Linked DNA regions of Homo sapiens: region 2 is linked to region 1. A link is a loop called in an ENCODE intact Hi-C map of the cell type or tissue named here. Cell type or tissue: mammary epithelial cell. All regions are shown on one strand. Links, peaks and the distances in the headings refer to the core of each region. The heading gives the core; the rest is flanking DNA. Region 1 overlaps CAMTA1 (calmodulin binding transcription activator 1). Region 2 overlaps CAMTA1 (calmodulin binding transcription activator 1).

Region 1 (14,870 bases), core at 3,644-11,643:
TTCTTTTTTGAGGCATTTACTTTGAGCTGAAGGGAGCTCTTGTTTGCTGTTGGTTTCCCCTGTAATTTCATCTTTACTTTTTTATAAAAATAAATAAATAAATAAGCCCTATAGTGTCATAAAAGCAATTTTGAATATTTACCAAAAAATTTTTCCTTGCTCAACTGCCATGTTAAGGGGAAGCTGCCAGGCCTTAATTCCCCAATACAACTGATTCAAAGGTTGCTTTCATCTGAAAGGTGATGTCCTCCCAGGTTTCCTATAAATACCTAGTTGCTTCCTTTCTCTCTCTTTTTGTGTATACACAAAAATAAGGGAACCCACGGCATGTACTCCCTCACACTCCCACACGCGTGTGCACCTCACACGCGGATTTATCCACGAGCCCCGGAATGTGGCTCCCTGCAGTGAAAAGCTCAACTGGGGAAACCCCAGAGGACCCTGAGAGCCTGATCAAAAAGCGCCAGGAGTTTGTACAACACAAATCACTACAGACAAACTTGATTGCTTTTTTGATTAGTGGATAAAGGGAATGGATTCGCCACACGGCCTCATGGAATATTGTGCAATTAATCCCCAATTGGCTTGGTAATGACCTTGTCATATGGCCTGGAATCTGGTGAAAAGACTGCAGAGTGAGGGCGGTGGTAGCAGCTAGAGCCTGGGGTCAGGGCTGGGCTGTAGGGTGGTTTGGGCCAAGGGGTGAATGGAAGGGGAGAGGGAATCTCCTGTCCTTCACTGGCTGCTTTTCCTGCTGCTGTGCTTCCCTCGGCAAACCCTGCTCATCCTTAAAGCTTTTGCAGCCTCCTCTGATGTCCCCTTCCGGTGACAATCACTGATGAGGGTGCACACTCACGGGGGGTCCAAGGAGCATCCCGAGGGTTCCATTGCTGCATAAGCTCTCAGCCCACACAGCCACCCGAGAGAAAGGATTAGAATCGTACCCATGGTGCAGCCTGGCAGGACAAGGACTCTCTGAGCCCAAGTCACACATCTCCCACCCCAGGCAGGCTCCACCTCTCGCCGAGGCCCTCACAGCCACCCCGGCTCATCAGCAGGGGATTGCCGTGAGCTGCTTTCCCCACTTGGACAGCAAAGCGCGACTCCACACAAGTCTGCTTTCCTTGAAACTGAAGCTCAACCCTTTAAGCCCTAAATGTAGAGCCATTTTTCAAGGTTGTTTTCTAGTGTGTATTAGAAGTCCTTAGCGTTCAGGGTGCCACGGGCAAAACTTAAACATTGACCGTCTCTGGAGTCCTTTCCTGGGACCTGTGTCCTGGAGCTGCCAGTGGGGAGAACTGGGATATCTTTATTCAAAAAGCCTAAGGCCCTGTGCCCTCAGGAGCCCCCATTCTGAGAAGGCAGATGGGTAAATTAACCAAATAACCAACCATTGGGGTAGCCCAGTGTGCTGAGCCAGGCAGCATGGAAGGGGTCCCATTCCCTGTGGGCTTCCTGAGTCCCTGGGGCTCTTTGTGTAGCTTTTTTCTTTCCTCCTCTGGTACTGTTTGATGTGATCCTTGCCTATTGGGGATCTGCCTTCAGCCGCACTTCCCATCCCTCCCACCATCCAGGGACCACGCTTCTCATCCAAGGAGACCAGGGGCATGGGATTGCCACAGTGGTTAGAGGAGTATCTAAAAATGGAGTAACCGGGTTCTGGAGTGAGGGCCCGAGGGTTCCTCTGATTCAAATGAGTGAGCCTTGATGTAGAAATGGCAGTGTTTCTTTCATCTTAACTTCATTTTGTTTATCGGATGGTTCTGGGGCAGTTGTGGGTAGGCCAGAGAGGTGTTAGGAGGCTTCAGGGGAAAGCGGGCCTGGGCCTTCCTCTTCTTTTGTAGGTTCACAGAGGAAACACAGTTGGTGTTTGGGAAATTCTCACCTCTGAGTGTGGGGTTCAGAGATGCTGAAGCCCAGTCCAGGCAGACAGGCAGGCAATCGAGGGAGAAGTGATGGTGAAAACCAACCACGGTCTTTTCAAGTCCAAGAGAAAGTAGTGGACAGAGAATAAGACAGGTGAAGAGGGAAAGTCATTGCAAAGTCTAGAGAGGAATAGAGTGGGGAAACAGCAGATGGAAACCTCTTATTTCAAAGGGACGAGAGAAACACCCCTCAGCCGTTGATATCTCCCTCCATTTGGCTCATCACATGAGTCAAAGTAATGAACCTGCCTGTGAGAACATGCAAATTCCAAAGGAAAGGAGATGGTGAATGTCACAGGTGGGTTGCTTGTTCATTGCAACCAAACGCTTAGACAAAAATGTCTAGACATGCGTCTCCTTCGGCAAGGAGTGAGTTATCAAACCACCAAAACAACGAAAACAAAACACCGTGTCTTGAAAACCAGAAAAGTCAAGAAAGAATATTGCTTTCTTAATAATAAATACATTTCATGGGCAAGAATTGCAAGGGAATTGTTTAAATTAATTTCCGCTTTGTATGTTTGGTTTATACAGGGCTTAAGTCCCAGCTGACAGTGATCTGTAAAAGTTCTAACATATTGAAATCTGATTTTCTTGCAGCCAGAATCGCATAGTCCAAAATGATTTCTCTGTCAACTCTGCTAATCAGACAGGCAGGGCTCCGATGGACTCCTAGTTCAACCAAATTGCACCCGCTCTTTTGGGGGTGTAAATAATAGCTGATGAAAGCTTTAAAGCAGAGCTGGTGGCATTTCTCTCTGGAGAGCTGGTTCAAGGGTATGGGGACAACAGTGAGATTAAAATGAGCAAGGAGAGGTGGGGGAGGCCTTTTCCCACCTGGCAGATGTCCTGTGTGGCTCTGAGGAACTTTCCTCCCCTCTATGCCCCACCCCTTCTAGAGCGGATGCAGTGGGAAGCCAGGGGAACTCTGAAGCTGATGGAAGGGAGATCATTCCAGTCTGGAATCAGAGGCACCAAAAGAAAAGCTTTGCCCCTGGCTTTGGTGGGGGCCCCCATCACTGGGTGCCTTGAGACTTCCCTCTCCAAATTGATGACCTGCTCAAGGCTGGGCCCCTCCCTCCCACTCAGACCTTCCAGCTGGATTGCAAGAGGGACCTGATCAATGGTTCTCCTTAGGCCCCTTTCTCCATCTCACCAGCAAGCCTGGCCCACGGTGCCCAGCTCTACACACGCAGGCAGCACCAGAGAATCAGAGCAGGGCGGCCTTCCTCACCAACATGCCAGCCCCAATGACCCCACCCACTGGTCAACTCTGCTCACCTGGGTCTAGGTGATGGGCCCCTGAGAGCCATCCCGACCCACAGTCCACCCTTCCTGACCTTGACTTTCCACCCACCTTCTCCAACCTGGCTCTGGCTGTTTTCCAAAACCAAATCCATCTGCAAAAGATGCAGGATTACTTAACAAATATATGAATAAACAGTAGGCAAAGTCAACAAGCAGGGATGCACAAGAGGCCCCACAAGCTCTAGAAGCCCATCCTGGGAAGTGCCGCCCCACCCTGTCCCCCCTGGTTGGGCTCGTACCGGCCAGGGCCCCCTGGCCAGGAAAGGTCTGTAGCATGTATGTTTCATGTGTTTAATGAATTCTGTAACCATCAGCCATTCCCTGTACCCCAAAGGGTCTTAACCTAGGCTCTAGGAATGAACTACAGAGTAACTCCAAGCCCCTAAAATTATAGGAAAATGCATACGTAGGTACATTTCCCTGGTCCTTGGCTGTCCTGGGTTCTCGACGCCTCTATGGCTCCCGGAGGGTAAGGCCCCAGCTGCCCATCGAGTCTGCCGGCTGGTGTGTCCCCACGGGGCTTCGTAGGTGCTGTCCCAGAGCCTTAGTCTTGGAGCTGGAGCCAGACGCAGAGGTGCCCTCGGTCTCCCTGGGCCGCTGCCAGGCGGCTGTGGCCCCTTCTTGCTCCTTCTCTGTTGCGCCGTCTTCCTTCCTTCCTTCCTTCCCTCTTTCCAACTGAATTCTCGTTTTTCCTCTCTCCCTAGTGCTTGTACGGCTGCTATGTCCATTCCTCCATCATCCCCACCTTCCACCGGAGGTGCTACTGGCTCCTTCAGGTAGGTGGCTGGGACTGGATTCTTCTTCTGTCTCTGGTGCTCGGGAAGGGTCTGTGGAGGGCACTGAGGGCGCGGGGCTCCGCATGCGACACGGCTTCGGGCTGAGAGCCCTGGTGAGCTTGCCTAGGGAGACTTCGGCTGTTGCGGCACTGAGGCCAGCTCAGTGGCTGGGCTGGTGTTGTCATGTGTCAGGAAGGGGAGAAGGCCTGGTGGCAGGGGTAGCTGTCACCCACTGATGGGAAATAAACCTAGGTGCTTCCAGCTTCCAAGGCGCCTCAGTTTTCTTTTGATGAGGACAAGAAAGAAGGCCGAGTATCCTGCCCTGAAATGCCTGTTGGCTGAAAGCTGTACATTCATTTTCTCTCATGGGTTAGTTACAAGGCACATGTGGAAAACAGGCTCCCGGAGGTTGCCAGGCACAGCTGGATTGATTGGGATAGCTGTGGGGAAAGGAGGAAGGAGCTCCGTAATCGATTTGTGATGTCTGCTGTGGCAGGGATGGAACAGGTTGTGGCTGGGCATGCTAGCCATTCCTGTGGGAGAGTGGCCTGGTGCCCAGATCTCTGTCCATGGTGTTTGTGCACAGCGTTGCTGAACCAGGGGTGGGTAGGTACGGGAGGCCCACCTGGCCTCTTGCCCTCTGGGGATCGTCTGCCAGCTGTCTTGCCTGCCGTGTGGGCGGGAAGGTCTGAGGGATCCATGCAGTCGGACTAGACATAGGTCCTTTTCAAAATGCATCCTCTGATTTGCAGCTGTTCTTGGTAGAACCCATTCCCCATGGCCTGCCTCTGTCACCCCAAGTTCTTACTGTTGCCTCTACCCAGGAGTTGCTGCCTGAGGCCTTTCCCACCATGGTTCTACTTTCTGTTGTTCAAGGCAGCAAACCCCTGGACCTTGATGGTTTAGGGATCTCTCTGACCTGGCGGGGGTGTAGTTGGAGGGGCCTGGCAGCTGGGGAAGCAAGTCCCCCAGTGCTATGACACAAGCTCAGGGAGAAAAGAGTCACACATGCCACGGAGTGCAGAGAGGCTGATGGCCACAGGAGAGCTGGTCTGGAAGGTGCCCACAGGGCCGGAGCCATGTCGATGTGGAGGCCGGGCTCAGCCTAGACAGGGCCCTCTATCCATCGGCTCTGCCCAGCCCCAGCCTCCAAACCCTTTCCATTCTCCCTCAGTTCCCAGAAATAGCCGTCTGTTGTTCAGCAAGTTCAAATGATGCCCGAGACCATCCGGGGACGTGCTGATTTGCAGAGGCTGCTTCCCAATACCTCACCCTGTCATCAGTTTCCCTGGCTCTGCCTCCCCTGGAGGCTGACGTGCTAGCACCTGCTTTTCTAATTGCTCAGACCTGTGTGCTTGAGGAGGGGAGTTGTCACATGGTCATGGGATGAGGCTTTTGGGGTCTTGTTACTAGGAATTGGTCCCAAGGTGTTCCACCCCTTGGCAGAGGGTTTTCTCCTCTACCCGATGAAGGGTGGGGTTCCACCCGAGGCCAGAGTTCTGGCGGCTGAGTCAGAGTCAGAGCATGTCCTTGAGTCCCCAGGGACAAACTCTGGCTTCCCAAGAAACACCATTTATCCAAAGCAGCCTGCAGCCCTGTACACTCCTTCCTGGGCCTCCAGCCCCATGGGTCTGGTTTCTGCCCTTTTCCTTTTCGGTTTCATGCCCCCTGGTCAGAACACCTCTTTGGCCATTGCCCTCCTGTCGGGGCAGCACCTGGAAGCTGGCATCCTGCCAGCAGCCCAGCCACCCGCTCCTCCAGGCTGGTCTGCTCCTCCAGGCCTTTTCTCCTGCACCCACGCCTCCGCCTGCCTCCCCTCATTCCATCATGCCCTTGTGGCTTTTTAATTCCACTAAATTTACTTTCCTGGAATCAGACACCATTGGGCAGCCACGAGGTCTGAGCTGATGACTTCCCAAGCTGCATTCTGCTCATTCCGGGTCCCTCCTAGATTCAGCTGCTCCTGTTCCTCAACTCGGGCCAAGCGAGGAGAGGGGTCCTGCTCTCTGCCCCAGCCCTCCCTCACTGGCGCTCCTGTTTTCCAGCCTCCGTATGCTGGAGGCATACCTGGACTGATTCATGTGTGTCTGGTTCGTTACCTCCCAGCTGGCGGGGAAGTTGGAGTCTCCCCGAAGGCCAGGATGGCAGGACCAGGCTTCTTCATGGCCGAGCTGGGGCCTCTTCATCTTCTCTGCCCAAGCCTGGGGGAGCCATCCCTCCCCATCCCTCTCCTCTGTGTCCTCCAGCATCAGACTTGTTTCTGTGATCAGATCACAAAGAGGGAGCGCACACAGGTGTAGGGGGTTCCTGCTCCCCCAGGTCTGTGCGGGGCAACAGCAGGTTAAGGAGCTAAGGCCAAAGCAATTAGCACAATGCACGCCCTGCTCGGAGCCCAGAGCCTATGTGGCAGCCGGTGCCGCTCAGGGCAATTTGTTCTGGTGCTAATTACAACACCAGGATAATGATGCTGTGGCCAGGTTTAATTTCTCTGATGTTAAATAGGAAAGAAGCCATGAGTTACTGGCTCAGATGGAAATTGGCTCAAGTGTGTCTCTGACACCAATTACCAAGAAAAAGGATTAGGTGGGGTCCAAGGTGTCAGGGCAGTGCCCATGTTGGGAGCTGAGGAAGGAGGCTGCTCAGATGCCAGCCCCGAGCCAGCCTGGTCCTCTGAATGCAGGAGGCACTAGGAAAGGGAGTGATGGGCTGGCCATGCTCTCTCAGCCCCCTGCAGGGGGTGAGCCTTCTAGAAAGGTAAGGGCATTGGAGGAAAGAGGGAGGAAGGAAAGGAAGAAGTGCTTCTGGAAAAAGGAGACTTTCTCCAAGGAATAGCACCCACTGCCCCACCTTTGTAGCCTCAGTTCAGTGGCCGCCTCCTGCCGGCCCACTGTGAACTCGCTCCTGCCCTCTGAGATGCTCCAGCTGATGTCACCCAAGGCCACTTAGCACTTAGTGGGCACGTCTGCCTATGTTGGCCTCGATTTTCCTCTCCAACTAGTCAGCTCCCAAGGGAGAGACATGAATTCCTGTCTCCCCTGAGTGCCCAGCCCAGAGCCACAGCCACCACAGGGCAGGAGCCAGCATTTGGGAGAGCCATGTTCTGCTGTGGTGACGTATCCACCCCGGGGCGGGAATGAGCAGGCCTCGCAGACTCGGGGCCTGGAGCTCAGGATTGGTGCCAAGATTTACAGAGAAGGGCCTGAGTTGACGTGGCACGTAAGCTTCTGAGTCATCGGGCTTTCAGGGGAGGGTGCTACCTCTCTGTCTGTGTCTGTCTGTCTGTCTTTCAGGCTCTCTGTCTCTCTCTGCGTCTCTCTCTGTCATGTTCTCCCTCCCCATCTCTCCATTGCTGACAAATATTCTATTAGGCTATGAGCGAGGAGACGGGCAGGGAGCCTCTCACAGGCAGGGCACTAGAGCCCATGTGGCCCATAGGCTCATAAAGCCATTGGCATGACCAGTAACCACCATGTGAGGTCACCAGGACAGCTGGGGAGGGACCAGATGACCTGAGCTCAGCCCACTCCAGCTGGGCAGGGCCAGAGCCATGACCTGGAAGAGGCCACCTCTTCCCCTCTGCTGGTGGCACCCATCCTCAGCATTGCTGGGGGCTCTGTGTCACAGCTGACAGGGCCTTCAGGCTCCCCTGAGCCTACCCAGTGCATTTTCTAGAAGGATTTCTGAGACCCAGCGAGAGCAGGGCCAGGCCCAGGTCACCCAGTGGGTCAGGGGAGGAGCAGGCAGTGCTCCGTTCTCCCGATGCCTTGGCCTCTGCCCCTACCGCCTGATGTGGGTGTCACTGCAGCCGCAGGACCCTGAGCCTCGTGAGGTAGAGGAGGCATGAAGGGGTGAGCTGGACAGAGCGGTCCCTCCTGTTTGGGATTTTCTGATGGTTTCGAGGGGTAGGCAGCAGAGGTTCAGGGCCCCCTGACCTCCTCATGTGCCCCTTTCTCCTGGTCCTCCACCTTCCGTCCTTCTCTGCATTCTCCGCCTGCCCCCGCAGGGGACCAGGCCCCCATTCCAGGCCAGACTTCCCTGCAGATTCTGTATGGCTCATTTGGAAACTATTTCTGCTTCTAATGAGTGTTTTCCTTTGTGCCCTTGTCCTCTAAAATGCTTAATGACTGCTTTCCGTGCTCGAGTGAAGCGGGGGTGTGTCCCCGCATGGCTGCCATTGCCAGGCCGGAGCTGTTTGGCTGCCAAGCCCGGCTTGCTTGGGTGGAGGCAGCGGGGGGTCCTTCCTGGCCCACGCTGGCAGCACAGACCAAGCCTGTGGGGGCAAGAGCACGGCTGCGGGGAGACGAGGACCCTGGGGCCTTAGGAGACCACAGGACAGGGTGGCAGTGCAGGTCGGGGCTCCCACATCACTGGAACAGGCAGATCTTTGAGCCTGAGTTCTAGGAGTTGAGCTCCTTGGGGGACTCTGGATTCAGAGTCTGAGGAGCTGGATTCCAGCTCTGCCTGGACCTACCTGAGCACCAGGAGCGGTGACCATGCCACTGGACACCTCTGGTGCTGACTCCTGGCTGGGCAGTGAGCCTCCACCACGCACCACACTTCACCTGGGAGAAAACAGCCTCCGAGAAGCTCCACAGTTGCTCAGTCAATAGGGGGCAACCATCGCTGCCCTCCGCTGCCTCCCCTGGGGGCACCACCATCACCCCTGTTTATAGATGAGGCATTTGAGAATCAGAGAGATTGGGCACCTTGTAGCAGATCACGGAAGTGGCCAGAAAGTGGGACAGCTGCTGGGCCCTCAGCCTGGATGCTGTCTGCTTGCTGCCCCCACATGAGCCTTTGCCAGCCCTGGGTCCCCCTAGAAGTAGTGGGTGCAGGGCACAGGGGTGCCATCACCCCCTAGAGCAGGCACCGTGAGACTAAGCACCACAGGCATTGTGGCCAGAACAGAGCCCAGCCACAGCAGCCTCTGTGGCTGGTGCTGCTGAGTGGGGACTCGGGGCGGGGACAATGCCAGTTCACCATGGGGTTCACTCCAGGCGGTCCTGGCCCCAAAGGGCCCCCATGTCCAGGAGCGAAGTTGCCTTTACCTGGGACTCACCACCCCCCAGGAGAGGAAGAAGATGCCTTCTCCATGGGGCTGCCTCTGGGCAGGATCCAGGCTTCCCCACAAGGCCTGGGGCTCTGAAACCAGGTTCACAGGGGAGAGATGAAGCTCCAGATCCCCAAATCAGTGGGCCTTCCATCCCCAGAGTGGTCAGCTGCTTGTCCACCCTGGGGCTGAGAGCAGGGTTTCCTAGGGTAGTTCCCAGAGAGGGGAGAAGGGCAAGGCTGCAGGGAGAGGCCCTAGGGGAGATGCCCCGGTTCCACTCCTGCCCCAGGCCATCTGCCCTCCATGGGAGCCCTGCAGAGTTAGCCAGAACATGGATCTCTCCAGCCAGAGCAGGTCCCATTGGCATACTTGGCCTTTTGGCCCATAGGAGGAACAGCTGGGGCTGGGGCAGCTCCATGGCAGAGGGACCGGCAGTCCTAGAGCCCAGGCTCGGGGCTCCCCCAAGGAGGAGGAGGAGGACAAGTGGCCTCTCCAGGCTGCTACAGCCTCTGGAGTTCCATACTCAGGCCCTAGAGAAGCCACTTCTGCTCCTTGTTCAGGAGACCTTGCAGCCAACAGCCTTTTCAGCCTCTGCCCCAGACACAGGCCCTATAGGCCTCAGCCCAGGCATGCCCCCAGGGAGTCCTCCCTTCATGCTGCAGCCCTCAAGAGGGGCCGTGGGGCCCCCTCACTGCTGAAGAATCTTTTCAGAGGGACAGGCCCTGCAGGTCCCTGAGGGCAACTGAGTCCCAGGCACCCCCAGCCAACAGAGAAGAGAGTAGGCCGTGAGCCCTCCTGGCCCAGCTCCAGGGACCGTGGCACCTCATGGTGGGTCTGAGATGAGCCCAGCTCCACACTGGGGCATTAGTGTAGTTTTTCTCCACTGACGCCGGAACCTGGCTGTGGAACGCGATGGCCTCTCTGAGCCGACTGCCTCTGGCTCCCCAGGAAGGGTCCTCAGGATGTGTCTCTTCTGGGAGCACCAAAGCGTGCTGCTGTGTCAGGTCTAGGCATCCTGCAGGGTCCCTGAACCCCAGCCCCTGCCTGCTGCAACCACACAGGAGGCTGCCCTTCCGGGGCCACCCCCCTGGACACTGGGTGAGTGGATGGGCACCATCAGCCCTCTGTGTGGGGTGGGGTTTAGACCCGTCAAATAGTGGGGTTAGGATCACCCAAAGAAGCACCTATTAGCTGTGTGACACTGGGCAGTTTGTCTAATTTCTCCGAGTCTCAGTTAGCTCATCCATAAAATGGAGCCAACAGCAAAGAAGCAGCTATTAGCTGTGTGACTCTGGGCAGTTTGTCTAATGTCTCTGAGTCTCAGTTAGCTCATCCATAAAATGGAGCCAACAGCAAAGAAGCAGCTATTGGCTGTGTGAATCTGGGCAGTCTGTCTATTTTCTCTGAGTCTCAGTTTGCTCATCCATAAAATGGAGCCAACAGCAGCATGGAATACAGAGGCTGTTGGAGGAGTGGAAGTCTGCATTGATGCCGTGCATAAAATGTCACCCAGTCCCTGGCACAGGGCAAGCATCCACGAATGATAGCTTGATGCTGCCAGCACCAGGTAGACCTGTAAGTGGACATCCTGAATCCCGGAGAAAGCGTCTGTGACATCCCCACCCCATCCCTAGCATCCCACCTCTGCATTCTCTCTCCCAGAGGCGTTGAGCTAGGCTGAGCCAGCCCCTCCCAAAGCCTGAGCCAGGCAGGAGCCCCGCTGGTACAGGCAGCCTCTCTACCCTTCATACCACCCTCTTCTGCAGCCCGGACAGAGAAGGGAGCAGAGGCTACACCAGGGTGGTGCTGTCATTGCAATAAATGTCCCTTAGCCACCCAAGAGACTTGATGTCTATTTGGAGAATGAGCAGCTCTTTGGCAACCCAAGTGTCTCCCCAGAAGTGCAGCCTCTCCCCGCACCCCACTCCAGGACCATGCCCTGCAGCCCTCAGGAAGGACTGCCCTGGCGGTGAGCTGTGAGCTCGGTCATGGAAGGGACTGCAGGCCAAGTGGGACACCCTGAAGAGTATGGCCGCGCTCGCCCCTCAGCCCGTGGCCTCCTCCTGGTGGTGGGGACCTCTCCACCCGGATGAGCTGGGCTCTTCCCTGGCAGGCCATCTCTAGGAAGCACAAGCTAGCTTAACAGGATATCATTTCTTTCTTTCTTTTTCTTTCTTCTTTTTTAAAAATCTTTCTTAAAATGGAGAATATTATAGCTTCATAAAAAATACCTGAGCTTTTTGCTCAGCAACCATTTTTATGTTTCATCAGGGTGAAATAGAAATGGCTTGGAAATAAAGCCTGACGGCACTGGCTCTGTACCTGGGCCTTCTACTGCCATCTATCGCTGGGGCAGGGCTCCACGGCTCCCACCAAATGAGGCTTGGCGGGGGGGATTAGAGCAACAGGAGGCCTTGCTGTCAGGCTGACACTCTGCCCCAAAGAGGACATTTGGACCCATGTGCTTCAAGGAAAGGAAGCAAGTCGCTCCCTGAGGGGTCCTGGCCTCCACATCTGGGCTCAGCAGGGAGGGGAAGGTGTCCCAGGCCTGCCAGACCCTCTGCGCACCATCCCGCAGCCCAGCCCTGGTATCTTTGGTGTTATAAGCACCCTGTGTTACCTTCAGCCACCAAGAGTGGGGACGTGGCTGATGCCGAGGTGCCCCTATACACGCTCACCACCGTGCATGGCTCAGGAGACCACAGCCCTGGCCGTGCGTGACGGCCACTGAGCGCTTGATCAGAAACTTCAAGGCCTGGCTTTTGGTTCTCACAGCTACCCTGGGAAGGAAACAGGGCAGGGGTGAGTTCGTCCCAGTGTTTCATAGAAGAAGAAACTGAGGGTCAGGAAGAGAATAAGGGGCTCCAAAAGACATAGGGTAGGCAGGGCCCTGGTCCAGGCCCTTTAAACAGACGTGGTCCCTGTCCTGGGGGAGCCCACAGGCCACAGCGGCCAGGCCCAAGGTGCACACATGTGCAGTGAGCAGAGATGAGAAGGAAGAGCAGCTTCCAGAGCCTGGATGTGCTGGCCTCACAGGGACCAGTCCTGATGCCAAGAAGGGCAAGAGAAAGGTTGACCGACCCTGACATAAACCCCAAGTTTCCCCTGCCCTGGCCCTTGGCGTCCCTGTGAGGCTGGGGTCTGATGGGACCTTTCTTCCACACCTTTGGCCGCCACAGCTGAGCTGACCATGGGCACACTCCAGAGCACTTGGACCTCGGCAGGGGACACTGAGCCAGCCCGCTGTACTCCAAGGGGTAGCTGGAACTTGGCAGCAGAGACAGGAGTGGCCAGGCCCTGACATTTGGGCCCTTGGATCCTTGCATGGACAGCAGATGGAGGACCCTGTGGTGTCAAAGCCATTTCTGACCCTAGCCTAGTTGGTGGTCCCTAAAGCTGGTCAAGACGGTGGATCCAGAGAAGGAGACACAGAATGGGCGGGGCGGTCAGGGGAGGCTTCCTGGAGGAGGTGAGCCCAAAGTTGAAGGATGGAAGAAATGGGGAGGGGGTGTTTCCATGCCCTCTGACATGGGGCAAGCATGGGTCACAGTGCTAAGTGCTCAGTGAGACTAACAAGGCCACTTGAGGGGTCCCAGTTCCCATGAGCCAGTTCCACACACCTCACCCGGCACAGGGCTGTCTGGGAAGAGGCCCTCAGGACAGGTGTCCCAGCACCGGTGCCAGCCAGGTGATCTGGAGGGGAGCATGGGGAAGGGCCTGGAATCCTCCTGACTCTCTGCTGGGCTCAGAAGAGAGCAGGACAGGAAGAGCCTCACCAGACCAGTGCATGCAGCTTCAACATGGCCATGCAAGCTCCCCACAGCTGACAGTGACAGCAGTGGCCATCCTCATCCTCATCCTGTCACCAGTAGCAATAACAACAGTCATCGAAGGCTGCGGGCAAGCACTCAGCCTGCCTGTGAGGCCAGCATTTAGTCACTGTCACCATGTGGAAAGGAGGCTGGGTCTGTGCTTCAGGTCAGGCCTCCGCAGCCCCCGCCATGCAGAGGGAAGGCTGGCTGAAGACCCAGACACTGGCTCGCTTCACAGACCTTGCAGGAAAGACAAGACCCCAGCAGACGCTTGCGCCATTAGATAATTAGGAGAAGGGCAAGGGGGTGTGAGGGAGGCCAGGGCTCCAGCGGTGCCCCAGGTAGGAGGAAACCCTGGCAGGAGTGACCATGGTGACACTGAGAAACTCACTCAGTCCAGAAGCTGCGGGCCAGGGATAGAAACCCAGCCCTGGTCTTAGAAGCCGCCTCGAAAGCTTCATCTGGACTAGTAAACGGCAAAGCCCTCCTGCAGCTGGGGAGGGGCGGGTTTTGGAAAAGAGAGTTGAGGATGAAAGGTTGTGTCAGCCAGAGGGTTCCTAAGCTGCCTCCTGGGTCTGGCTTCATTCTAGCTGGCAGCTTCCACATCTTTCTCCATTTAATGTCCCTTGAATAACGTGACGAGGAGATAAGGTAGACACTGGGAATTTACGGTGCTGTGCAAAAAATTGCTCAATTCCATTAAGATTTCAGGACCCTTGCCAAGGCTGCACGGCAGAGCGGACAGTATTTCCCGCTCAGACATCTTTGCCTGATTGCAGTTTACGATGCCAAGGCCACTGCTGTACCCACCTAAAGCCTCCAGAAAATATGGCAGAGCTCCCAAAACGGCCATTATCCTCTCTGAGAAAAGTCACTGGGCATTTTCTAGAAGATTCCCTCTTCCCGATTCCTTCCTTCACCCCTCCCCGCCTCTGGGGACTGGGCGACAGGAGGACATCCAGTCGGCTTTCTCAGAGGGTCCCCTTGCAGGCCCCATTGCTCACCCTTCACCTTGCAGACTGCGGCGGCCAACGTCTGCTATGTGGCCAGAGCCCTCTGGGGAGGGGCACCCTCTGCTCCCGCCGTGTGGACGAGTGGGTACTGAGTACAGGGGAGACCTCGGGGCATCAGGAAAGTCTTCCTCCTGGCCACCTATGTGGGACCACCAGAGCCAAAGGTTTTGAATTCATCACCACCCTTATGAGCCAAGTGACTCTGGCCAACTGAATCAACTTCTTTGAACCTTATTTCCTTTTTGGTAAAATAAAATAAAATACCTCCCTCCTGAGCTGAATGGGAAGATGAATTGAGCTAAGACACACAGAGGTCTTTTGGACTCGGCAGCCCCCTGGGAAGTGGTGGCTGTTTTCACCCCACCAGGACCCTTTCCAGCAGCTTTTACTCTAGGGGATTGGACGGGTGGAATAGCAGTGGTCGGGGAAGGGGGTCCCCTGAGAAGGTCCTATCCAACCCAGTTTGCAAATGGCAAAATGCTAGGCTTGTGAGATGCAACTGTGATTAGGAACAAAACTCACTTGTTCCGCAGCCTCAGGCGGGAATCTGGTGTCTGGCTGAGTGAGATGGAAGCTCTGCCTTCTGGCACTTGTCTCCTGTGTGCCACCCTCCCCGAGCCTCTCTGCTCCACACCATCCCCTGTGACTGCCACCAGGACCTCTCCTGGCCTGGCCTGCCGACGCTCCTCTGTCCCTCAGCCCTTAGGGACTGGGCTGCCCAGGCTTGACTGGGAGAGAGGAAGGATGAAGCTTCCGGAGCCGCAGTTCCTTAGAGATGGAAATTATTAATTAGTCTTATTATCCAGAACTTGTCAGTCTCTTAATCCTTCCGTCGGCAGAGGGGTTTATGCCTCCACAGCGTGTGCTGTCAGCTTGGCTAAACAATCGCTTTTCATATACAGCCAGAACAATGGGCAATACAGTTTGGTTACTATCTTTATCAAGCCAAACAATTCCTGCCCCCTCTAAGAACATCCTTCAAAGAT
Region 2 (14,870 bases), core at 4,066-12,065, 55 kb after region 1:
AGAGCGTGTTGTCGGGCCGCCTTGGGGTCCAGGAGCCTGGGCCGCCCACACTGCCCTCAGGAGAAATGGACCTGTGCCCACCCAGCGCTGGTTCCAGGAGAAGGGCCGGGCTGGCCTGGTGCAGGGAGGATGGCATGTCTTACAGCTCCACTTAGCTGACTCCTGGAAAGGAAGGTGCCCCTCACTCACTGCCTCCATCTCTCCAGAAGCCAATGTCAGAACAAAAAGTCAGGAGGAGCCACACATCCATCCCATGGGCAGAGGGAGCCTGGTGCATACTCATCTCCCTTCTGAGGTCAAACTTGGCCATACCCTCATTGAGTGCTCCCGAAAAAATGGCCTGTGATGGCTCCAGGCCTGCCAGCCCCAGTACTTGGGATGGCTTGGGTCCCCAGGGGAGGGGGCCCCCGGCCCTGTGCCAGGAGCAGAGCCCTCCTGGGGAGAGCAAGGCAGTTCTCAAGGAAATCTTCTGGCCTTCCTCCCTGCCCCATCCATCACCAGACAGCCCACTCCAGATGGAAAGGGAAAAGGAAGAAAAAATGTTAATATGCAATTAAAGTTGAGATCATAAACAGGTGCTCTAATTAGAAGTCTTCTCAAATCATCAAAAGCTCATTTACAAGGTGAGATGCCAGAGGTGCCCTGATGCCGGCTGGCACAGAGCTTTCTGCCACTGAGGAGGAGTTTGGGGACAGCCCTCACCTGTCTCCTTGAGGCTTCGGCAGGTGGGCAGGGGCCAGGAGAGGTGGGGGCACAGGGGAAGTCTTAGCCAGACCTGGAGGAGGGCAGCTCCTGCTCACGGCAGCTCCACAGGTGGCTCCCCAGCATGGCCACTGCTCAGGCTGTCTTGGCAGAAGGAGCTCTGCACGCCTGGAGCCTGGTGTGGAGGGGGAAGCCCAGGATCCCTTTGGAGGCATTCAAGGAGCCTTGGAGATGCAGGCAGGGCTTCTGCCAGGCTTTGTGGTTCTTCCTCCAGTGTTCCTCAGCCAGGGACCTTCCTTGGCCCCGTCTCACTGAATTTCTCCTCCCTGAGCCACCTCTGCCACTCTCATTGCCCGGGCCAATGATGCCAAATCCTGAAATCTAGCCTAGAGCCAACCCTGAGCTTCAGGCCGCATACACAGCTGTGTACAGACATGCCCCCTCCCTCAGTAGAGGTGATGCTGGGCTAATCCTTTGTCCCCTTACTCCTCCTCAGGGGCTCCTTCTCTCCCTGACAGGTGCCACCATCTATCTGGTCACCCCCACATCTGGATGACTCAAACCTGGTCAGTTCTACTCCTACATGTTCCGCAGTGGTCCCTGCCCCTCTATCTGCACAGCCACCACCCTCCTGGGGCTTCCTCACCTCTCTCTTTGACTACTGCCTTCGTCTCCCTGTTCATCTCGGGCACATCAGTTGTCCCGTGCTGGCCCACAGTCCACAGCACCATCAGAACGGGAGCTTCTAAAACACATCACTCCATGTTGTTCCCCTACCCAAAAGTCTTCAGCACAAAAAGCAACTCCCCTAGCAGAGCTCTCTTTGTGGACTCCCCACCAGTCCACCAGCCCCCCAACTCATTTCCAGGGCTTTGCACTTGAAGAACCCACCCTGTTGCTTTCAGCACCTGGCCGCCTCTCAGGCCTCAGCTGCCCTGGCTGGACTGCCGACCTCCTCCTCCTCCTCCTCCTCCTCCTCCCTCCTCCTCTCCCCTCCTCTTCCCTCCTCCTCCTGCCTAAAAACCAAATGAGAGTCTGCTCTGGTGAGGCTCTGGAGCCCACCTCTCCCAGGGTCCTGTGGGGTCTATGGACCACCACAACTTGGGGCTGAGAGTTATTCGATGTGTGGACAGGCGCTGGGTTACGGCCCCTCTCCGAAGTGCTGAGTACAAGTGTCTTGGCAGGGAGGTGGGGCCAGCAGGATACAGCCTTGGGTTCCAGTCTCAGGCGCCCATCCATCATGAGTGCCACAGGCAGACATGGATCCCCACAGGAGGGGTCTGGCTGAGTGGGAGTGTCTCTCCCACAGAGAGGGAAGAGCACATGGGCACCCGTCATCTGCCCACCTTGCTAGGGTGGCTGCCCCAGAGGGGAGCAGGGGCCCCTTCTGGGCACCCAGCTGGGGAGCACTGGCTGCAGAGTTGGGCGGTGGGGAACCTTCTCTCAGCAGTCCCAGCTACCCCAGGCTCCTACGCCAAGGACCTAAAGAGCCACACAGCCTCGTGCATCTTGCTGTGGAATGTGTGAGAAGGATGTTGGTATTGGCTTCTTCCAGTCCAAGAAAGGCCCTGGCACCTCATTCCCCAGGTATCCATAGAACCTTCCAGACCAGCCTTCCTCAGCATGGCCAGACACTGCAAAATCCCCTCCAGACAGACAGTCACACAAACACACACATGCACCCACACACCTCACCTTCCCCATAATAATATATAACTAGCCAGCACTTGATATTAGTGGTTCCCAAATACTTGTCTTCAATCCTGTATTGCTTGTGATGAAACTCTTATCAGTCCATGGGGAAATAAGAAAAATAAAAAAAATGTGGTGGGCTTTTCATAAGCTAAATGTTCATTTTCAAAGGACTGTCCTCTATTCTGAGACTGATCTTCCCGCTTTTATTACACTTTAAAATGTCCTCTCTTTTATGAAAGCATGGTGATGGTAGACAGGGTGATTGTTTCTTAATGACTTATTTGGCAAAATTAAAAGATGATACCCCATCAGCGCCCCCATTTTTAATTGAAATTTTTAGTGAGATAATTGTAGGCTCATATGCAGTTGTAAGAAATAACACAGAGAGCTCCCAAGTACTCCTTACCCAGTTTCCCCCAGTGGTAACATTTTGCAAAATGTCGGCATAAATATCACAGCCAGAATGTTGATACAAGCCACCAGTCTCATTCCGTTTTCCCCATTTTTACTTGCATTTGTGTGTGTGTGTGTGTGTGTGTTTCATTCTCTACAATTTATTATACATGTAGGTTTGTGTATCCACCACCGTTGCATGTCCACAGTTCCTTTTTTTTTTCAGATGGAGGCTTGCTCTGTAGCCCAGGCTGGAGTGCAGTGGCACAATCTCAGCTCACTGCAACCTCTGCCTCCTGGGTCCCAGTTCAAGCAATTCTCCTGCCTCAGCCTCCTGTGTAGCTGGGATTATAGGCACACGCCACCATGCCCAGCTAATTTTTGTATTTTTAGTAGAGACGGAGTTTCACCATGTTGGCCAGGCTGGTCTTGAACTCCTGACCTCATGATCCGCCCACCTCTGCCTCCCAAAGTGCTGGGATTACAGGCGTGAGCCACTGCGCTCACTCCACAGTTCCTTCCTTTTTATTTCTGAGGAGTTATTCCATGTTATGGATGAACCACTATTGTTTGAACCATTTACTCATTGAAGGACGTCCGGATGTTTCCATTTTTTGACAATGACAAATGAAGCTGCTGTGAACATCACATGTGCGTTGTTATGTGAACTTCTGGGATAAATGCCCAAGAGTGCAATTGCTGGGTCCTGTGGTAGCTGCAGATTTAGCCTGCCAAACCGTGTGCCAGAACAACTGTACCATCTCACATCCCCACTAACGGGGTATGACGGATCCGGTTTTTTCACGGCCTCACCAGCATTTGATGTTGTCACTATTTTTTATTTGAGACATTTTGATAGGTATGTAGTAATGTCTCATTATGGCTTTGACTTACATTTCTTTAAGGCTAGTGATGTTAAGCATCTTTCAGGTGCTTACATGCCATCTGTATATCATCTTTGCCGAGATATCTCTATGTGTCTTTTGCCCGTTTTCTAATGGAATTGCTTGTTTTTACTGTTGAATTTTGAGAGTTTGTTATTATATTCTCAGTACGAGTCCTTTGCTGACTATGTGATTTGCAAATATTTTCTCCCAGTCTGTAGCTTGCTTTTTCATCTTCTCCAAATGAGCTTTTGTAGAACAAAAGTTTTTAATGTTGATGAGGTCCAGTTTTAGCATTTTCCATTTATGGACCATGCTTTTAGGACTAAGTTGCCCAGTCCTAGATCCCAAATACTTTCTCTTGTGTTTTTCTACAAGTATTATAATTTTACATTTAAGTCCGTAATTCATTCTTAGTTCACTTTTGTTTAAAGCATAAGGTTTAGGTCGAGGTTCCTTTTGTTTCTGGGGTTTGGTTTTTTGTGTTTTGTTTTGGTTTTGGCCTGTGGATATCCAATTGCTCCAATACCATTTGTTGAAAAGTTTATCCTTCCTCCATTTAATTGCTTTTGTGCCTTTGTCAAAAATAAGTTGAGTGTGTTTGTTGGGGCTATTTCTGGGTTCTGTATTCTGTTCTGTTGATCTCTTTTTTTGGTTTTTTGAGACAGGAGCTTCGCTCTTGTTGCCCAGGCTGGAGTGCAGTGGTGCAGTCTCAGCTCACTGCAACCTCTGCGTCCTGGATTCAAGTGATTCTCCTGCCTCAGCCTTCTGAGTAGCTAGAATTACAAGCATGCGCCACCACGCCCAGCTAATTTTTGTATTTTTAGTAGAGATGGGGTTTCACCATGTTGGCCAGGCTGGTCTCAAACTCCTGACCTCAGGTAATCTGCCCGCCTTGGCCTCCCAAAGTTCTGGGATTACAGGCGTGAGCCACCGTGTCTGGCCCTGTTGATCTATTAATATATGACTGTCTCTCCTCTGACATCACACTGACTTGATTGCTATAACTCTGTATTAATCCTCAGTATCAGGTAGAGTGGGTTCTTATTTATTCTTCTCTGTCAAGCCTGTTTTAGCTATTCTATTCTAATATTGGTATCTATTCTAAGCCCTGTGCCTTTCCATATAAATTATAGGATACATTGTCCATGACTATCCGAAATATTGCTGCAGTTTTGATAGGAATTGTATTAAACCTATAGATAAATCGGAAGAGAATTGACATCTTCACTAGGTTGGGTCTTCCAATCCATGAAAAAGGTATGTGTCTCTTCATGTACTAGGTCTTTGATTTTCCTCCATTGGCATGTTGTCATTTTCAGTATACAAATTCTGTACACATTCTGTGAAGTGTAGGCTTAAGAATTTCATTTTTGGCCGGGTGCGGTGGCTCACGCCTATAATCCCAGCACTTTGGGAGGCTGAGACAGGCGGATCACAAGCTCAGGAGATCAAGACCATCCTGGCTAACACGGTGAAACCCCGTCTCTACTAAATATACAAAAAAAAAAATTAGCCGGGCGTGGTAGTGGGCACCTGTAGTCCCAGCTACTCAGGAGGCTGAGGCAGGAAAATGGCGTGAACCTGGGAGGCAGAGCTTGCCGTGAGCCAAGATCGCACCACTGCACTCCAGCCTGGACGACAGAGTGAGACTCTATCTCGAAAAAAAAAATAATAATAATAATAATTTCATTTTCTTGGCCGGGTGCAGTGGCTCATGCCTGTAATCCCAGCACTTTGGGAAGCTGAGGCGGGTGGATCACAAGGTCAGGAGTTTGAGACCAGCCTGGCCAATATGGTAAAACACCTGTCTCTACTAATAATACAAAAATTAGCTGGGCATGGTGATGCGTGCCTGTAGTCCCAGCTACTTGGGAGGCTGAGGCAGAAGAACTGCTTGAACCTGGGAGGCAGAGATTGCAGTGAGCCGAGATCGCACCACTGCACTCCAGCCTGGGCGACAGAGTGCCCAGGAGACTCTGTCTCCACACACACAAAAAAGAATTTCATTTTCTTTGGAGCTATTATCAATGGTATTGTGTTTGTGATTGTGGTGGCCACATATTTATGATGAACATATAGAAATGCAATCAATTTTTCTGTGTTGATCTTGTATCCTCCAGCTTTACTGGATTCACTAATTAGTTCTAGATTTTTTTTGTAGATTTCTTGGAATTTTCTATTTAGGCAATCATGTCATCTGTACAGACAGTTGTATTTCTTCCTGTCCCATCAGTGTGGCTTTTACGTCTTTCTCCTGCTTTACTGCCTCAGAACTTCCTGTACTGTGTTGGGTGAGGGCGGTGCAAGCAGACATCCTTGCCCCATTCCTCATCTGTGGAAGAGCACTCAGTCTTCCACCATTAAATTGATGTGAGCCAGAGGGATTTTGTAGATGCTTTTTATCAAGCTGAGATAATTTCCTGCTATTCCTGACTTGCTGAGAGCAGTTCCCTCATTTGTTAAACTTTGCTGCCCCTGAAATCAGAAACTTTGGGACCCACCAGTTTGTACCATACCCAGGACTGCTTTTCATTCACATCCTGCCCCTCACAGGATCCTGGAGGGCCCGGTGGGTAAGGGGTCCACAGCCTCCCGCTCAGGTTTTTGACTCGCAATCCTGTCCTCTACCCCACCGATCCCTCTCCCCTTGGCTGAGCCTTCTGTCCTGTGCCATGTTCCCGGCCCCTCAGGAAAAGGAACCCTGACAAACCAGTGTGGACCATTCACACATTCACATATCCACTCATTCATTCATTCATTCAGCAAGGCCTGCACCCTGTGGTACAGAAATCAAGGGCTGCAGACCTGCCCTTGAGAAATGCAGTCTAACACCCAAACTCCACCCGCCCCCGCGTCGGCCCCCGTCGCGCTGCATGAGACTTGCATCCCCTCTCCAGGGGGCTGGCCAGGGCTGGCTGAGGCTCCAGGAGTTGCTCTGCTCTACCATTTTCCTTTTCCAGGAAATGTGTATCCCAGACAGCCCCCAGCACCCACTCTTCTCCGGGCCGCCCTGCAGCAGGGTGGGAGCAGTGTGGTGGTCCTCAGGCCCCCATCTCACCCCCCTACACACACATACCACTAGAGCCTCTGGCCCACAGCAGGCAGAGGACAAGCCCCCTCACCCATCCCAGCTCCAGCCCTGACTCTGGAACCTTCTGCAGAGGCTCAGGCTCCCCCCATCTCCACATCCGCAGGATGGTACGCTATTGATGTTCTTGTGTGTGTTTTTTTTAATCAAGGGAACAATTTCTTTATATGCAAATCTCTTCAATAATATTATTATTATCAGTGTGGCCTCAGGCAGAGGCTCACAGAATTGGAGAGTTGCCGAGTTGATGGTTTTTTTCATAGCGACTCTGAGCATCATCAGGCCAGCTCCTGGGAGGACAGCGAGGCTCATTTTCCCCAGAACAATCCCAGCTGGAAAGATGATTGCAGGTATCAAGAGATACGGGGTGATTTCATCCTCATCTGAATATCTGTGAAACCACCCCTGCACCCTGCTCCTCCATCTCAGGTCACAGCCAAGGGTGGGCAGCCCTGACCAGTGGGCACTCCTTCCACGAGCATCTACTGAGCACCCACTGCCCGCATGTCACTTAGCGCCCAGGGCCAGGCGGGCAGCTGCTCACGGTCTGAAGAGGGAGGCAGGCAAGACAGTGTGGGTCCCCTGATCCCACAGACCCACGGCCTGTGGGAGCCCCCACCCAGACCTGGGAAGCCTGGCAGGGCCAGGACCAGGGTGAGGCACTGGCATGGGGTACAAATTTAAGGTGGTACAAAAAAAAATTGTGAAGCCAAATAATATTTTAATAGAATATTTTTGATAATCAAGATTAATGCAAAAAATCCATGATAAACACAAAATCAACATTTTAAAGAAAGGCAGGACACCTACGGGAAGGCTTCCCAGGGAGGAGACATTGTCACTGCAAGCAGAAGGAGAAGGATAAGCAGGACAGAAGCACGGGGAAGAGGTTTCCAGGGGTGAGAAGAAAGAGAGATGGCACTTTCCCACCCCAGGGGCTCCAGGGGCTCTGGAGGCTGGAGTTCCAGTCTGAACCTATGCATCTCCCCGAGCTCCCCCACCGCCCACCACTGCACCAAAGCCCCAGGCCCACCTCTGCTTCTCCTTCCTAAGCCCGTGGCTACTGCACACCCCTGCCCCCCACCCCACAGTCTGCACGGACTGGACAGAGGCTGGCCATGGGCCTCCCCTGCAGTGGAAGAGGCTGAGGCCTGGAGCCCTGAGGTCTGTCCAGGCCGTGGATACTGCACACAGACCACAGCTGTGAGCTGGCCTCGTCGGGGTTCAGAACAAAGCAGCAAGAGCCATTGGAAGGCGGAGGAGTCCTGGACAGAAATCCAAGGGTGAGGGACAAAGGTGGGACAAAGCATGAGTGTGTGGTGATTCATGGCAGAGAAGGGCATGTTCCTCCAGGCCTGGCTGAGGGGCGAGGCCAGCCACTCACTTGGAGAACACCAGCCTGCGTTCTAGCAGTGAGCCTTCTGGATACCCTCAGGGCATCCAAGGCCAGGCCAGGGCCTGCCCAGATGACCAGGCTGACATGAGGAGGCCCTGGCTCTCTGTTAGCAGATGGGGCTGGGTGACCACCCCTCCAGCCAGGGCTGGCCACCCCCAGGAGCAGTGTCTGAAGAGTTCACTCTATTTGTGTCTCTGGGCATTAAGCTACGTTATTCCTTGCCCAGCTGCTGGGGCCTGTGTTTCCAAGAAAGCAGCCTTTCCAACAGGGACTTTGACTGCTGAGAAGGTCTCTCCACCCCCACGGCTATCACCGGGGCATGCAGACCTGACTCTTCCTGCCCCAGGCCAGCGGCTGCTCCTCTCCCCTGTGAGGATTGGGGTACCCAGGCCTGCCTGACTGTGCATCCTGAGAAACTCAAAGCCACCACTGACTGTAGCCACCATGATCAGCTTTATATCTGATGATCTCGTTTGACTCATACCCTAACCCCATGAAGGAGTGACTGTTTCCAGAGAAGGAAACTAAGGCTCCGGAAGGTGACCTAAACTGCCACTGAGTGACAGATGAGGATCTGAATCCACAGAAGCTCTTCACCATGACATCATGTTGGTCCCAGCCTACAGCCATCATCTCCCAGACGATCCACCCCTGGAGAGTCATCCCTGGGCTAGAAAGAGAAAGCTGGAAGACAAGCAGCGCCAGGTCAACCTCTGGCCTCAAAATACAGAGCAGCTTCTCCAGGCAGCTTGGGACTTTGAGACATCTAAACTCGCTCCTAAGACAGGAAGTCTGAAAAGGAGCTGAGACCAGAGGCAAGAGTATAGCACAGAGCCTGGGTCCTGGCCCTGCAGAGGGGCTGGATGGGGCAGGGCCAGGGAGGTAGCAGGGAAACACAGCACAGCTGACCTGGGGCCTTGTATCTTGAGCCTAAGAGGCCAGAATGCTCATCGGGCACAGCCCAGGCTCTTCCTCTTGGAAGTCACTAGAAGCTGCCTCGACCCGGAGATAGGGAGCTGAAAGCCCAGGTCTAGTTTCATGCCCCCAACCAGCTAAGGGGAAAGGGTGCCTCACTTGGGAGCCCCACAAGTGGCTGCGGTTCTCCGACCTCACAAATTCAGCCTGTACCTATCTGTTCTCTCCCAGCCTCCACCCCAATCCCTGCCCTTTCTGGAACCTGCCAGAGGTTGGGACAAACAGCAGCACCAATGCTCTAGAGATCGCTCCAAGAAGCTGGGGAAGGTTTGGAGGGCGCAGCGGCAAGAGCCTAGAAAGGGACTCTGAAGCCACTAGAGACGGAGCCCTGGGGTTAGGAAGCCCGTGACCACTGCTGCACCAGTGGGACCAAGAATCCCACAGCCCAGACAAAGGTGCCTGTGGCTCTGCCTGTCTCCCCACACCATCGCTGCCTTGGGAAGAAAAAGCTTGCTCTCTTTAGATTGACGAGAGCAGACTGATCTTGTTCCTGAGCTTTTCCACGCATTTCTTTTTCCTTGTTGGTAATGAAAAAAAACAACAAAAGTCGACTCAGGGCTTAGCCCTCAAGGAAAAAGGCCTGGGGGAGTTAGTGTTTCACTGCCTTCCTTAGCTTTGTTATGACACTAGCAATCCATGTTCATTGATGAAAACTTAGAACCTTCAGAACAGACAGGAATAATTTTAAATTAAAATAGCTTCAAGGCCTGACACTCAAAGTTAACCACAGCTAATATTTTGGTTTTTTAAAAAAAAAAAATCTTTCTAAAGATAAATACAACTAGGGATCTCCTAGAGGGCCCCGGAGATCTGGCCTCCTTTCCAGGAGCCTGGGTTCCTCAGCTCTGAGTCAGGCTGGTATCTGACTTTTGCTGTCAGCGTCTGCATTGGTCTCGGGGAGGAGCTTTTGCATGAGGCCTGGGATGTGCCCTCACAGTGGCTGGTCCTGGGAAAGATGGTGGCGTGCCCTATTGACAGATGGGAATACCGAGGCCAGGAAACTTGCACCAAGTCAGTGAGAAAGGCAGAATTGGAATTAGAAAACCACATAGCTATTGAATGAATGAACTGTTTCTTGGCCTTTTGGCTAAGATCAAATGTAAAGGAATGAAAGGATGGATGAATGAATGAATGAATGAATGAATGAATGAATGAAGTGAGTGAATGAAGAATAATTATGCTGTACTCCATCCTGAAGCAGCTGACAATGTCTGTGAGAATGTGTTCCATGCCTTCTGTTCCCCTGTGTAGGGTAGAAACTCCTGCACAGGGTTGGTGCCAGTAACTAGTCATGCCAGTAACTAGTCATGCCAGTAACTAGTCATGCCAGTAACTAGTGACACCCAGGGAAGTCAGCTCACTGCTTGCAGCATCTGCTTCCTAGCAACTAACCAGGAGTTTCTGCCAAGCCCTGCCCATCCCACGGGTCTGTTGTGGATATGGAATGAAGGGGGCCTCCATAAAACTCATAGAAAGGTCAGGACAGCCTACAGAAGTCCAGGATAGCTCTTGGAGTCAAGAGGACCTCATGGCGGGGAGGAGTGGGGCAGAGATGGGCATGGGGCAGGCTTGCTCAAGGTCCCTGTGACCTTGGACATTCCTCCACCTGCTTCTCTGCATGGCATGGGCTGGGTCTGCATCTCTCCTCTTGTGTGAGCTGGGGCTCTCTGTCCTCTCGGTGCATACCATGTGGGAATCTGGCCCCAGTAATGACGCATACCTCCTGGCCTTGCACTGACCCCGTGCGACAGTACCCGCTCGCTGAGCCCCCACAGAACCCTTCGAGGTAGAAAACATTGTTGTCACAGACAAGGAACTTGAGGCACAGAGAGCTTAAGTAACTTAACCTGAGCTCACACCACATGGAAGTGAAGGATCTAGGATTTGCACCGTGCAGGCAGGCCCCGAGTCCACGTTCCCTGCTCCTCTGTGATACTTCTGCTGTCTATGGGTTAAAAACATTCACTTATGGGCCCCACTGGCTGGATGTAGCTCCCAGATCTGCTGGCTACAAGCTCTTGACCTCAGACAAGGAACCTTAACATCTCTATCTGTAAAATGGGGCAAAGCAGTCACTCCCTTATAAAGATGTGGTTGGGTTTTTAATGGAAATGGTGTAATGTAAAGCCCATCACATAGTAGGTGTTTGATAAATGGCGACCATGACCAGGATAAAGTGTAACCCAGAAGTGAGGCTGTCCTGGGAGGCCACATGCTGGCAACATATCCAGAAAAGGCTGGATAAGAAGCTTCCTGCACAGGTGGGCATTCTTGGAGGGGCATCTGCTGCCCGTGCCCAGCATGCTCCCCTGCCACCGACCAGGAGCTGAGTGGGGTCTCTCTGGGGCCCAGCAGAGGTTGACTTCCCTGTACCTGGGGAGGGCTCGTCAGCTCCACCCACAGCCCTTGCTACCCTCCCTTCTCTGGCACCTCGGCACCCTGCCCAGACCCCTCTGCCCACCTGTGGCTGCCACCCACACAGAAAGATGCAGATGTGTGTGGGCACAGCCCGTGCACAGCCACCTTGGCCTCAGGCTACAGCTGGCCCCAGCTCGTCCTCCTCCCTCCTTGATACAAACTTAACCAGAGCTTCATGAAAGGAACCGAGGCTAATAATTTAAGAAGTAATTTGTTATTAGTGTGGCACTGATGCACTGAGCTGACCGAAGTGCCTTTCAGCAGATTATTATTAAATATTAAGTCTGTTGATTCGAGGCAGAGCGGCACTCTGGTCGGTCCCTAGCAGCTGGGGACATGCATTTGTTTCGGTGATTTATGGAAATCAAGCCACTCCAGGGAGCCTCACAAATGTCGCTGTCCACTGTAACCCAGGTATCCTCCCAGCAGTCCCGGGGGTGGGTTATAGATGAGGGAGGGTCTGAGAAGTTAAGGAAGCTGCCCGAGGCTGCACAGCAGCTAGGTGAAAAAACCAGGATTCAAACTTGGATCTATCTGAGTCAAGTCTCTGCCACTTTGAAGCTGCATATGGAGCACACAGTAGGGACTCATCACATGTGCATTATTATTATTATCATCTTTCCCTCCCAAACGTCAGCTCCATAGCCATAGATCAGAATGTGGATTTTTTTTTTTAATTTACTAAAGTATGTCCAGCACTGTGAGCTCTTGTTTTTTTTTTTTTTTTTTTTGAGACTGAGTCTTGCTCTTGTCGCCCAGGCTAGAGTGCAATGTGCAATCTCAGCTCACTGCAACCTCTGCCTCCCGGGTTCAAGCAATTCTCCTGCCTCAGCCTCCCCCAAGTAGCTGGGATTATAGGCATCTGCCACCATGCCCGGCTAATTTTTGTATTTTTAGAAGAGACGGGGTTTCACCATGTTGGCCAGGCTGGTCTCAAACTCCTGACCTCAGGTGATCTGTATGCCTCGGCCTCCCAAAATGCTGAGATTACAGGCATGAGCCACCGCGCCTGGCCAGTAACCTCTTAATATGCTCAATAAATGTTAAGATGAAGGGATGGAAGCATGGATGGGAGGGAGGGAGGGAGGGAAGGAGGGAAGGTGGGAATAGTAAAGTCCCGGTGAGAGCAAAGAGTGACCTAAGAGTCACTTTTCCTGCCTTGTTGTCACTGTGCCTCCACCGAAGTCTCAGAGTCTGTGATGTTCTTACCTCTCCATGCCTCACGCTCTTCACCTGTAAAATGGGCTGAGTCATCACAGTGCCACCTCACAGACTCGCTGGGGGTTCCATGAGCAAATGCATGCAGACCTGCTGAGTGCTTTGCCAGGCAAGGTGGGCCTCAGTGTCAACCACCATCCTTACTCGAAAAACCTGCAGAGGGGACTCCTGAGCACCTCGTTCCCCAGACTCCGGGAGAGGAACCCCAAGTCCAGGAAGGAGATCTCCAGGAAGGAGATCAATTCTGGCCCACTACGGGTCTCAGACCAGAAGCAGGCCTGAGAGAAGTGTGCCCGGATCCCCTAGGCTGGGGGACCCAGAGGAGAGGAGCCTCCCTCTCGCCAGGTCCACTCCCAGCCCCTCCCTCTACCTCTTTGTTCCTTAAAGTCTTGAAGTTGAGCTGCCTCCAGAAGCGCAGAGCTTCTGAGAACAGCATCACTGAATAAACAGTCCTTCCATGCCGTGCCTGTGGTCCACAGAGCGGCTGAGACTTCAGAGGACTATGACGGGGCAGGTTGCCCTGTGAGCTGGTCAGGTGGTCCTGTTCCACTTCTCTGGGTGTCCATCTGGGGCGGCCACAGAACCTTTGGGCTGAATGTTGGCTTTTGAACAGATAGTAATTTTTTTCTAACGCACCTACAAAATGCCCCAAACTGCTGGCGTTCTTGAGGCTTCACACCATGCTAGTCCTTTAGATGTTCAATACCATGAAGGAAATGAAAGCAGTGGAAGAAAGGCAGAGAGGAAGGGGCAGGGGCGGCGAATGAGTGACAGAAAAGGAGGCAGGTGACTCCAGCGGTACCTGGAGGCTCCCGGGCCCACCCGAGCCCTAAGCTGCAGCCCTTGGGACGTCTCCATTGAGCCAGTCCTTCCTGTGTGGCCTTCGGATTCTTGGTGGAGGGGACATTCTTGCACACTAGTGCCCTCAAGTCAGGACTGCCACTCACCCTCCGAGGTGGCCATCTTCTCAGCTTCTTTCATTTCTTTCTATTTTTTTTTTAGAGACAGATTTCACTCTGTTGCCCAGACTGGAGTGCAGTGGTATAGTCACAGCACACCGCAGCCTCCTGGGCTCAAGTGATCCTCCCACCTCAGCCTCCCAAGTATCTGGGACTACAGGCACACACCCCTGTGCCCAGCTAATTTTTATTTTATGTTTGTTTTAGGGACGGGGCTCTTACCATGTTGCCCAGGTTGGTCTTGAACTCCTGGGCTCAATCAATCCTCCCATTTCGGCCCCCCGAGTTCAGCTTCTTTCTTTAATCCATCACTTAGGCCACAGATATTTACCAGTCAGGTATTGAAACTTACAAAAAGCATAGGGCTTGGCAACCTCCCTCTTCTCCCTGGAGTTGAAGGCAGTACCTGCCTCCCCATCAGCCTGGTAGTGACTGTTTACGATGGGTGCCCAATCGCTGATAGAAGAATGAATGAGTGGATGGATCAAGGGAGATTTAATCCATGCTGGAGAAGAAGAAAGAAAGGGAAGGAACACAGAAAGAGAAACAGGCCAGCAGGGCCCCACGTGCTGAATGTCAAAGGGTGGAATGGACCCTGGGGCCCCAAAGAGTTCAGGACAGAAGACTCTTATTGGACCAGTGCAGGTGGCGGCTTTTTGGGAAGGGTGGGATTTCATCTGGAACAAGAGATGGGAGGCCCAGGTGGGAGTTGAGGGTCCCAATAATTAGTACGTTGTTTTCCCTGCCTGAGTTCTGAACCTACTGAGAGAAACAAGAGTAAGGCAGTTGGAGGTACACTCCTGGGTTAATTCCTCCAGCGCTGTGGTGCCCGGGTGCTGGGCAGCAGTGGGGATGTGCCCAGGAGTCTCCCTCCAGCGTCCCCAGTCAGTCGGGGGGCACCCCTCCCCTGCTGCACGTGCCGGATGGGTCCCGAGCCTCCCTCCAGGGGCAGGCCCTTCCCTGCCGGGCTCCACTCCAGGCTCCACTGAGGTAGGGCACAGGCCGGCTGTGCCCTCTGCAGGCAGCTGACAGAAGAGAGGGAGGTGGGCCAGGGTTACCTGCCCTGCCCTCAAACTAAGGAATCAAGAGAGACCCTCCTGGCACCAAGCAGCTGGGGCTGAAGAAGGGCTGGGTCCTTA

The links. A loop is a pair of places that touch in the nucleus more often than their neighbours do. Peaks named below come from ENCODE experiments on the same cell type or tissue, not always from the same donor. Only the 100,000 strongest peaks of a DNase experiment are listed, where the experiment ranks them.
Region 2: a loop joins it to region 1, with 2.2 times the contacts of the local background. A loop is called at or near these places in 2 of 110 quality-filtered maps.

Annotation. Positions count from the first base shown.
Region 1 is chr1:7,463,893-7,478,762 of GRCh38, forward strand. It overlaps CAMTA1 (calmodulin binding transcription activator 1), which reads left to right. Exons shown (of 23, transcript NM_015215.4): 6 at 3,938-4,009. Among named protein-coding and RNA genes, the nearest start is that of CAMTA1-AS1, 30 kb to the left of the region's middle. RefSeq lists enhancers at 6,698-7,242, 8,965-9,656 and a silencer at 7,218-7,367. In mammary epithelial cell, for the core only: no CTCF peak of the experiment used is centred there; a DNase peak (open chromatin) is centred at 7,199; H3K27ac peaks cover 1,713 bases.
Region 2 is chr1:7,518,548-7,533,417 of GRCh38, forward strand. The region is part of intron 6 of CAMTA1 (calmodulin binding transcription activator 1); the gene reads left to right. Among named protein-coding and RNA genes, the nearest start is that of CAMTA1-AS1, 84 kb to the left of the region's middle. RefSeq lists silencers at 8,588-8,788, 8,748-8,948. In mammary epithelial cell, for the core only: no CTCF peak of the experiment used is centred there; a DNase peak (open chromatin) is centred at 8,134.